Regions from separate parts of the Homo sapiens genome. Here region 2 is linked to region 1. The links are chromatin loops, found by intact Hi-C in ENCODE. Cell type or tissue: stomach. All regions are shown on one strand. Links, peaks and the distances in the headings refer to the core of each region. The heading gives the core; the rest is flanking DNA.

Region 1 (5,389 bases), core at 90-5,089:
GCAGGGGGATTTCTTGAGCCTAGGAGATCAAGGCTGTAGTGAGCTATGATTGAGCCACTGTACTCCATCTTGGGCAACAGAGTGAAACCTGTCTCTAGGGGGAGGAAAAAAAGGATATCTTCCAAATTAAGAGAAGGAAAAAGGTAAAAAATTCTCAAGCAATCTCCAAAAAGGAAATATGGAAGGAACAAACAAAATACAAAATTGTAATTACACTAAAGCCATATGGGTCATATCCTCCAGTTAAAAGAAAAAAGAATGCTTGTTTAGAAAAACAAAAAAAAACCCAACCATATGTTGTTTAACAAGAGATAAATCTAGATAATATGAATATGAATACATCTAAATATAAATATTTAGATACATCTAAATAATATAAATATATTTATATTATTTATATATTAAATCTATATATTATACATCTAAATAACATAATTTAGATACATCTAAATAATATTTATATTATTTTATTATATAGATTTATTTATATAAATTTATATATTTATAAAATTATATATATTTTAATATATAAAATATATAATTATATATAAATATATATAATTATATATATAATAAAAATACATAAAATGATTATATTTAGATACATCTAAATAATATTAATGATAAATAGTTGAGATTAAAATGATGAAAGAGTATACCTGATAAAAGTATAAAGAAAAGAAGACTGGTGTGGTCTATATTAATATCAGACAAAAGAAACTTTCAGGCATAAAGCATTACTTAAAAATAAAGTTGCTCTTGAATGATAAAAGGTTTAAGGGAGAGATAAAATAACTTAAGATTTGCATGCATTTAATAGCATGTATGATAGAGGAAATGAAATCAGTATTTCCAAGAGATATCTGCACTCTCATGTTCATTGCAGCTAATAGCCAAGATATGAAAAAGACCTAAGTGTCCATTGACAATGAATGGATAAAGAAATTGTGTTGTATATGTATATACAATGAAATATTATTTCACCTTAAAAAGGAAGCAAATCCTGCCATTTGCGACAACATGGATGAACCTGAGGGTGTTAGGCTAAGTGAATTAAGTAAGACAAAGAAAGGCAAATACTGTATGATTTCACTTATATGCAGAATCTAAAAAAAGCTAAACTCATAGAAATGGATCATAGAATAGTGGTTGCCAGGGGCTGGGGGGTGGGGGAGATGGGGAAATAATGGTTAAAGGGTACAAACTTTCAGTTTTAAGTTCTGGGGATCTAATGTACAGCATAGTGACTATAACAATACTGTGTTGTACACTTGAATTTTGCTAAAAGAGTAGCTCTTAAATGTTATACAAAAAAAATAACTAGGTGAAGAGATAGCTAGCTAACTTGATTGCAATAATTATCTTGCAATATATACACATATTAAATCATCACACTGTACACCTAACAGTAATACAATTTTGTCAGTTACACCTAAATAAAGCTGGAAAATAAAAAAACCTCCCATAAAAAAGAAAATAGATAAAAAATTTACATGCATTTATTATACAGTCTCACAATATATAAAGGAAAGTTGACAGACCTACCAGGAGAAACAGACAAGTCTAAAATCATAGTAACAAATTTTAACAGGTCTGTGTAATTGAAAGAAAGAGCAAAATACTACAACGAAGCATGCAAAAAAGAAAACACTAGTGGGGTTATGTTTTTTCTTGTTAAAGTTTCCCCTGAAATTTAAATGTATAATTAGAATCAAACCAGAAACGGTATCCGAGGTGAGGCTTCCATGTTGTCATGTCTTGGGGTCTCTGCAGGCTGAGGTTGCCTGTCCGTTCCTACACACCTCAGCGTCTGTAAGTGATTATGAGCAGCACAGGGGAAGGAAAGAACGTGTGGATCAGGTGTTAACAGCATTTTTTCCAAATATTCTCCATTCTGCTTTTCCTAATAACTTTGGTTTTGGAAAGTCCCTTGTGCTAAAGTAATCCAAGCTGCCTCTCCCAAGAGTGTACTGTGGCCTGACCGTAGGCTCTGCCCACCTTGATCCTGATTCCAAGAGGGAAATGACCCCGAAAGGAGCTGGAATCTAAGGTCTGGCATCCGGTCCTGTGGTGGAGACAAACACTTTCAAAGATGTAAAAAAATCCCACTTGTTCTAAGTCACTTTGCTTCCTGCCTGGGACATGAAAAGGGGGCCTTGTTCTTTGTGAGGGAGTGTGCAGCTAATTCTGGTATGACGTAAAGGCACTTTATATTATTGTCTGTGCAAAATGAACTGTCACCTCCCAACTTATTACACAGCAGTCTTACAGTTTTGCTTAGCATCTGAGGCACACACCCAGAGGCCAGAATAGTCCACCAGAGACTGAACTAATACTGCAGTGTGGAAGACAGCCACACCAAGATGAAAGATGCTTTCCTGTGCCGAGTGAGGTGATGGAAAAATAAAAAGCCAGACAAGAATGTGCACAAAAGTGATGTACAAAAGGGCACCTCTTCTCCAACATGGTTCAGTACTTAGGGCTTGCTTTTGCAAAGTTTCCTTCATACAAACTGCTTCCAAAACCACTTTACAGTTAAAAGCTTTGGATGGCCATTTGTTAGCACGCAGTAATAAATCACAGTTGAGGCAGAGGGCAAAAATTACATTTAGATGACACTGCTGTCAGCTGTCTGTGGGGTGGGGACAGGTTTAAGACTTGGTGGTGAGGCACAAGGGCACTGATCTAGGGAGTGGACTTCACTCTCACAGGCTCTTATGTGAATGTGATAAGCCAGGATAACCCCTTAGAGCAGTAACCGGAAAGATTGGCCTCACTATTTCTCACTATTCCCCCACTTCTCTGAACCCACTGCCCATCCAATTTGCACAGTGGAGATGCCAAACCACACACAAATTGCCACCCATCAGTCATTTTTAAGTATAAATAAGTTGAGGGTGAAAGTTCGAAGATACACATGATACAAAATTTGGGAGAAGAAATTTGACTAAATGCAGCCAGGGCCCATGCTCACTCTCAAGCCACTTTCAGGTCCCACCAAGAGGTGTTCAAACAGTGAACCTCTGTAAAAATAGGGCTTCTTCTGGTAGCTGAAGTAGAAATGGAATGATTTTATAAGGTATCAAACAAAAATGTTCCCAGTTTCTTTACTTTGTTAAGAGCAAGCAATTTTCTCTTCAGTGATTGTGTGGCAACAGTAGATGGCGATGTTGCCCTTGTTTTTGAGGAAACTGCTGTTGGAAGCGGGTGAACTGTGGCAAACATTGAAAATTCGGGGCTGAAATGTTGATTCTGTTGTGTTAGCAATGTAGTGTTGAGGCTGTTTGGCCTGAGTAGGTGTGGGGAAGGAGCGGATGCTAATCCAAGGCCATTTGCTCTGGCCCACCAATATACTCATCTGAGGAGGCAGGCAGGCACTGACAAGAATCTATCAAATTATCAGTTTTTATCCAAGTATTTGTTTGAAAGAAATGGTAGACAAATTGCAGTTTTTATCCAAGTATTTGTTTGAAAGATTTCAAAGATATGTTTGAAAAATTATCAGTTTTTATCCAAGTATTTGTTTGAAAGAAATGGTAGAGAAATTGCAAAGTTAATACACTTTAACAACAGCAAGTCTCAGGAACTAATCATGAAAAAGCAATGGCAATAATATTATAGATACATGATCAAGTGTCACTGTGAGCCAGGCACTGTGCCAAGTACTTTGTATGGCTGCTACTACTTAATTCTTAGAGAAACCTGTGAGACAGGTATCAATACCCCCATTTTACAGATGACGTCACTGACTTTCAGGAAGTTTAAATTCTTTTCCTGAGGTTCCAGTTAGTCAGTGGGTTGGCCAGAAATCAATTTCGAGCCTGCTTGGCTCCTCGAAATATAAAATTTTTCGCTTTTCTAAAGCCAGTCAAGATAAAGACAAGTTTAGTTTTCAGAATGAACCTTCAAAATCTACACGAGATATATAAATTTAAGAAATGGGGAAGAAGGAAGCCTTCTAGGGTCAGAGGAAATACCTTTTTCTTTTTAGAGCTTCCTTTATCTTACCCCAAATAATCAGATCAAGTGTGTGCATGTGTGTGATTTTAAAATATGGCATATGGATTCCAAAGGTCTGCTTACCTGTTAGTAACATTATTGCAAATTCAAAAGAGCTTTCAGGCATAAAAACTAGTTTTCATAAACTTTCATCTCATAAATCAATAAAAGTTTTTCTTAGCTATTCTACCCTTAAGTTAATGTCACAGAAATAGTTTTCCCATAGTGACACTAGGCAATAATTTTTTTTATTGGCAAATTGTTATTTATTTTATGTCCATAACAACGTATGGCATTAGAAACTATCAGGATTCCCTTCCACTGGGAGGTCATGGGTGACGGTGGATAAACTCATATCCAGAACCAGTACAAGGAAACTTACCCAGTCTCTGCAGTACAGAATGTATGTGCCCTATCAAGGACTACTCAGTAGAGCCAATCAAATCCTTCTAAATTATCAATAGGACAGAAATAATTCCCTGAGTATATACTTGTGAAGTTATACTTCAGATAAGCTCAACAATCAAAGGATAAAAAAGTCCTTTAAAAGTTGTTTTTGAAATATCTTGACTTTGACAACTTAGGTTTGATGAATTGGAGACACAGAAAAAGTCTACAAACATCTTTTCTTTGAGAACTTAGATATAAACTGGAGAGGCTGCAAATTTTTCCCAGGTAAAGTTTGCATGTGCCTTTTAATCTTAAGTCCAGGCCAACCAAACTGCTCCACATCTCCTTTAATTCATTTCAGGATTGTGAGTCTTTACGAGAAAACACAGGACAAACTTAGGTGAATAAAATCCCAAATCTGACACATGAGCCCAGGCCTATCCCTCAGCTTTTCAAGGTCTGGAACAAGAGTTATAAATGGAGGCCCTGTATAATAATTTATCATTTTAAAGTAAGAAGTCAAGCTAAAAACTGTTGAATGAAATATGTTCTATCCTCCTAAGTTGAAAAATATGCCTTCCTGATGGCCTGGGAAGAATGTGGGTCCCCAGAACCCTCAAGGTTCTACCCCACAGCATGAACACGCAGGAAGAACTGCCTCCCAGCTGCCCAAGAGGTCTTACATGCATGTGTGCAGACACCCAGGCCATATGTCCAGGCTCTGTCCATGCCCCTCACAAATGAGTGCCCCCTGCCTCCTACCCCTTGGCCCTTGGGATGTACATACTAACACTGTGATTTGCCTGCTGGAGGAAGGGCCTAGGGAGGAAGCTGGCTGTGGGGTCACTGGAGTGAGAAACTGTGGGGATCATGTTTGAGATGGGGAGTGGGGTGAGGGCTCCAGGTGGTTATGTTCCCTTGAGCCTGCAGACTTTCCACTCTATGGAAAAGGAGACAGCAGGGGACGGCCAGGGCAAAGTATACAACACACAGGGCCTGG
Region 2 (5,389 bases), core at 123-5,122, 290 kb after region 1:
AGAAAAAGCATCCATGTTGGAATGAGAGAAGTAAAACCATCTCTATTTGTAGATGGCAACACTCACGCATTTCATGTATATTATAAAATATACATTATGAAAAAATATATTTAATATATAATACATGTAAAATCCTAAATTATCCATTGAAGACTATTAGAATTAACAAGTTCTGCAAGATTGCAAGATACAACATCAATACACAAAACTCAACTGCATTACTGTACACTGGAAATAAATGTTTCAAAAATAAAACTGAAACAACTCTATTACAATAGCACTAAAAAGAATAAAATAGAAATAAATTTGACAAAAGAAGTACGAAACTATACTCTGAAATGTATAAAACATTGTTGAAATAAATGTTTAAAAATATAAATGAAAAGATATTCCATGAAAGAAAGAAATAGAAAAAGAACAAATTGAACAATGATTTAAGACTGAAGGATATCCTTTCCTAAGTGTCTTCAACAGATGGGAGTGAGGTACAGAAATAGGTTCCTTGTTTTGAGTTATAATGAAGGGCAGCCTGATGACATGTCAACACCTGGAATACCAAACACCAGACTTAGGAAAACTTAACAATGACACATGTGGATGTACCATGGATGAGTACACACCAGAAATCCTAGATCCTCAGAGATTTGTGGATTACACTTTCTTGGGCCACTTTGAACTATGAGCTGAATTTCTAGGATCTGGTTTGATAATCATCACAAATCTAATCCCAAATGGATGAGGAACAAAATAGTGGGGGCAACAAGTCCACTTCAAACTTGTACAAAGTGGTTAAGTAATTTTAGGGATTTGCTTTGTTGTCATCGTAACACTCAAGAAAGTGGCCTGAACCATCCAGAACCAGCACGTAAAAGGAAAGGCATACTGCAGTCTCCAGGCACAGGTAATTCAAAGTATAGTCGATCTAGACTTCTATGTTTTATCATGACAAATTTCTGGCAATAAAGTGTTTTTAAAAGGGGGTGTTTTTTCTAGTTCACAGTGATGTCTCTGAGCTAGTGGAAGAGGTGGAGCCATATTTCAATATTCCTGGTAACGTGATAGTTAAAATAATTAACACAAAATCTCCAAACAGTTTTAACTGAATGATTAGGAGAGTTTGTTTCATAATTCTAGTTAAGTAACAGAAAAAAATTATTAGCCATTTGTATCATGCAATGTACCAAATTCTTTATATATGCCAGAACATACTTAGTGAAATAACTCCCAATTTAGAACCCCTCATGCCTCAACCAATTTATCCCTTTCTGACACCCACCTGAAACTAGGAAAAGGAAAAGCAAAAGCAAAAGGAAGCCCAACCCCTCTGTCCTGAGGAGGACTGTGAGACATCAGAGGGAGGCAGGAGAGAGGCATGGCAGAGCCCAGAGTTGGACCAGTGTGTCAGACACATTACTGGGAATGCAGAGGGCAGAGCACATTTGCTTCCTTTGGGGACTCCAGAAAGAGATGACCATTCAAACCCAAACCATTCTGAAGGTTGACACCATCAAAGTGATTCTTGCATGGCCCCACAGGGACCTGGAAGTTACTGAAGAGTCTGGCTAGGGCTTATGCAAAATCTCATATATTTTCTTGTTCATACATAACAGCCAATGGAAGCAAAAATCTCCAACATCTCACCAGTCACGGGATAATTAATGAATATAGCACTTTCCACTGGGATTTCCCAAAGTACCTTCCTCACTCCTCCAACTCCTTCTCCATTATCTGCTCAGCTGTTCTTTGATCTTGTCTAGTTCAGCTCTAGGTTTTTATCCTCAAGTGCTCTGTGCCTGAAAAAATGGACCTTGGTATTCCCTAGCACCAACCAAGCCCTCAAACTGTCTTTTTATCAAACGACTCTTCAGACACCACCTCCTTCACAAATTATTTATATTTTTACAAGAGAGAGCTCAAGTTCCTCTGGCTTCACTCAAATGCAGGGAAATAAACTATACTTATTTATAGCTTTGTAGAGTCATAAACAATAGAAAATACATAACTGTGAAATAAGAAATGAATACTTATGAATGTCAGTAATTATTCTAAAAAGAGAAGTATTATATAAGTAGTACTTAAAAAGTGTGCAGGGTTACATTCCTTTATATATTTCACTATGATCTCTACAATCTTACTATAATCTACAAATCTATAATGTAATAACTGATTAAGATACAGATTTAGTTTTAGCAAGATTTGTCATTAATTTCCTTCAAACGAGTAGGATTTTCCTTTTTAAAAAACTAGATAAAGCTTCCCATTCATTTACAAGTCATTCTACATATTATTTTTAAAGTTTATTTGGGTTATTTCTTAGTTTACCACATAGTAACCAAGCCAAGATTCGAAGCTATTATAAACATTCTTGGCTCAATTTTGCCCCCTGCAGGGAGTATGTACTTCTTACATTGGGATTTAAAAGTATGAGAGATGGAGAAAACCTTAACATAAAGTTGACTATTCCAAATCCAGCGTTGCCTCATCAGAGAGAGGCAAAATCTATTCTGGTAACAGAATTTTAAGACATTATAAATCTTTCAAAATAATCTAGTAGTAAATTATACCCAGAGTGGCTTCATTTTAGGCACTATTCAATGTGAAAATTGAATTATTGGATAAAATATTAGAGATATTTTAATAAATGATTTCTTAAGCCTAGCTAATTATAAAAATGCCCTGGGGTACTTTGTAAGGGCCTCATGCTATACCAATGTTTCACAAACTTCACCTTATAGCACAATTACTTCGCGGGCTTTAAAAAATGCTAATGTTTGGCCATGGGTCCTATGGCTCCAGAGATTCTTATGTAATTGATAGGGGATGAAGCCTGAGTGCCGAGATTTTTAAAAACTCCCTGGTGATGATAATAAGCAACAATGGTTGCAAATCACTGTATTCAGAGTACTGAATTTGAATCTCCAAGGAACAGATGTGGGAATCAATACTGTTGACAAAAATACTCTGGTGATTCTTATGACCAAGCAAGATGAGTAAACACTGATCTAGCCCAATGTCCTCATTTTTCAAACAAGAAATTACTTGTAAATTGACACGCTCAAGAACACAGTAATCTGTTAAATTCTAACTAAACTCTCTACTGTGACATTCAGAACTTAATTCTTTTTTTTTTTAAGATGAAAACCATCTTGTTCAAGATTTGGAATGTACTTTGTGTGCTATTTCTAAATCAGATGAAGACATTCACAAACATAAGGCTTTGCCCATATGCAAAAAGTTTGCATGCATTAAACCACGACATTAAGTATGGTCATGGGAAACACAGTCTTTAATTCGCAGAAGATGAGGCACCCACAGAATTAACGTTTCTTGATTGAGTAATATGCACTTAATAAAGTGCAACAATATTAGTCTTAAATGTCAGCTGCAGTATCACAAACTATATCATCTTCGATTGGAAGCCCCTCCTCCTGGCTTTCTGTGTGACTTTAGATAGATTTCAGGTCAAAAACTTTTTAAATGTGATAAAAAAAATTCCTGGAAAATACAGTAGAGTAAAACCATATCACAGAGTCTCCCTTTCCCACAGCTAATATCAACAACAACAACAACAACAACAACAACAACAAAGGTCAAATGAAACTAACAACACTTTTACTGTCAGCAGCTAAAGAAGAAATATGCCCAAATTCCTGACATGTTTGAAAAACAACAGACAAGGAATGAAACGGAAGAGTGTCATAACCCCTCTTCCCTCAAATGATATAGGGAATGAAAATGATGAGACTCTGACAATTCTTTTTTTTTTTTTTTTTTTTTTTTTTTTTTCAGACAGGGTCTCGCTCTTCCACCCAGGCCGGACTGCTGTGGCGCGATCTCGGCCCACTGCAAGCTCCGCCTCCCGGGTTCACGCCATTCTCCCGCCTCAGCCTCTCTCGAGTAGCTGGGACTACAGGCGCCTGCCACCGCACCCGGCTAATTTTTTGTATTTTTAGTAAAGACGGAGTTTCACCATGTTAGCCAGGATGGTCTCGATCTCCTGACCTCGTGATCCGCCTGCCTCGGCCTCCTAAAGTGCTGGGATTACAGGCGTGAGCCATCGCGCCCGGCCGAAATCTGACTATTCCTTCTGAAGAGCTGAGTTCGTCTTTAGCTTATGGATAAATTAGTTAAAAATTATAGGACTAAAATCCCTACCTACCCACATAACATCGCATTCGAAGAAAAAACAAAAACAAAAACAAAAATAAAAAAACAGAAAGGCCCAGTCATTGTGATCTCTACCAGATGGGAGAAAACTGGACAGTGAAGACAGAATTATATCATCACACAGGGTTAGTTATCCTCAGCATTAAGCACAAAGAACATAAGAACAAAGGATTCTCAGGGAGCAGCAGGCTGGGGTGAAGCCCCTTACAATCACAATAAGGAAGACAGACTAATGCTGAGGAATGATGAGACAAATACAGAAAACTAACACCAAGCAAGATTTTCTGATAGCAATGGTGCATCAGGTCCTGTAGCTGAAATGGGAGCAATCATTCAAATTTCAGGGATATCCTCTTTGAAAAAGAATACTTCCATGACAAGAGGGAGTGATCCTGACACAAAATATGTGAAGAATAACCTGAGAAAGTACAGAGCTCAGATCCTTTCATCACTGCTGCCCAAATCCCAGCTGTGCTCTTCCTTTCCTCATAGGGGCTCAGAACATAATGCACTTGAAATACCTGGCTCTCAAACAGGAGCTAGGGAAGGAAAACAATCCCTAGGTAATTCTGAAAGGGAGAAAAGAAAAATTCATCTATACCAAATTAATGCAAAAGCCCATTTCAAGGAAGCAGAAGACAGAAAGAAATGGGTCGGGAACTATGTACCATACTATAATTTTTTCCTAATACACAAAGCAGATTAAGAAAAGAATACTGCATTGTAGGAAAAAATAATGAGAAAACAAAAGAAAATTATGCATGATTTCTTTGTATTACAAAGCTATTTGTTAATAAATATATAAGGAAATGAATTCAGTAACAAAAGGGCTAAATAAAGTCTAAATGATCAAACAAAACAGTGAAATAAAAGAGAAACTTCTAAATAAACTAAAAACAAAGTAAGATATCTTATATGATTATAAAACCATTACACTAATTGGCAAAAACAACAGAACAGACACTGCTAAAAAGAATTACTGATAAAGATCAAAAGAAGTAAAGAGTGGATAAAAGATCAAAAGTCTAAAAAAAGAAATCAATATACTTGAAGTAGAGAACCTAAAAATGGAGAAAAATGACTCGAAGACACAACAGAACATTTCTCCAAAATTAAGGAAGAAGACTATCATTCCAAATCAAATGATCACATGCTTTTCACTAAAACTAGTACAGAAAAAAATATATACATGATTATAAAGTAAAAACCCTTTGGGTATCCA

What was found. Peaks named below come from ENCODE experiments on the same cell type or tissue, not always from the same donor. Only the 100,000 strongest peaks of a DNase experiment are listed, where the experiment ranks them.
Region 2: a loop joins it to region 1, with 8 times the contacts of the local background. A loop is called at or near these places in 79 of 110 quality-filtered maps.

The regions. Positions count from the first base shown.
Region 1 is chr5:128,210,290-128,215,678 of GRCh38, forward strand. No RefSeq gene overlaps it. Among named protein-coding and RNA genes, the nearest start is that of SLC12A2, 130 kb to the left of the region's middle. In stomach, for the core only: a CTCF peak has its summit at 3,183 (motif pointing right); a DNase peak (open chromatin) is centred at 3,192; H3K27ac peaks cover 463 bases.
Region 2 is chr5:128,496,675-128,502,063 of GRCh38, forward strand. The region is part of intron 5 of FBN2 (fibrillin 2); the gene reads right to left. Among named protein-coding and RNA genes, the nearest start is that of FBN2, 39 kb to the right of the region's middle. In stomach, for the core only: a CTCF peak has its summit at 2,359 (motif pointing left); a DNase peak (open chromatin) is centred at 2,377.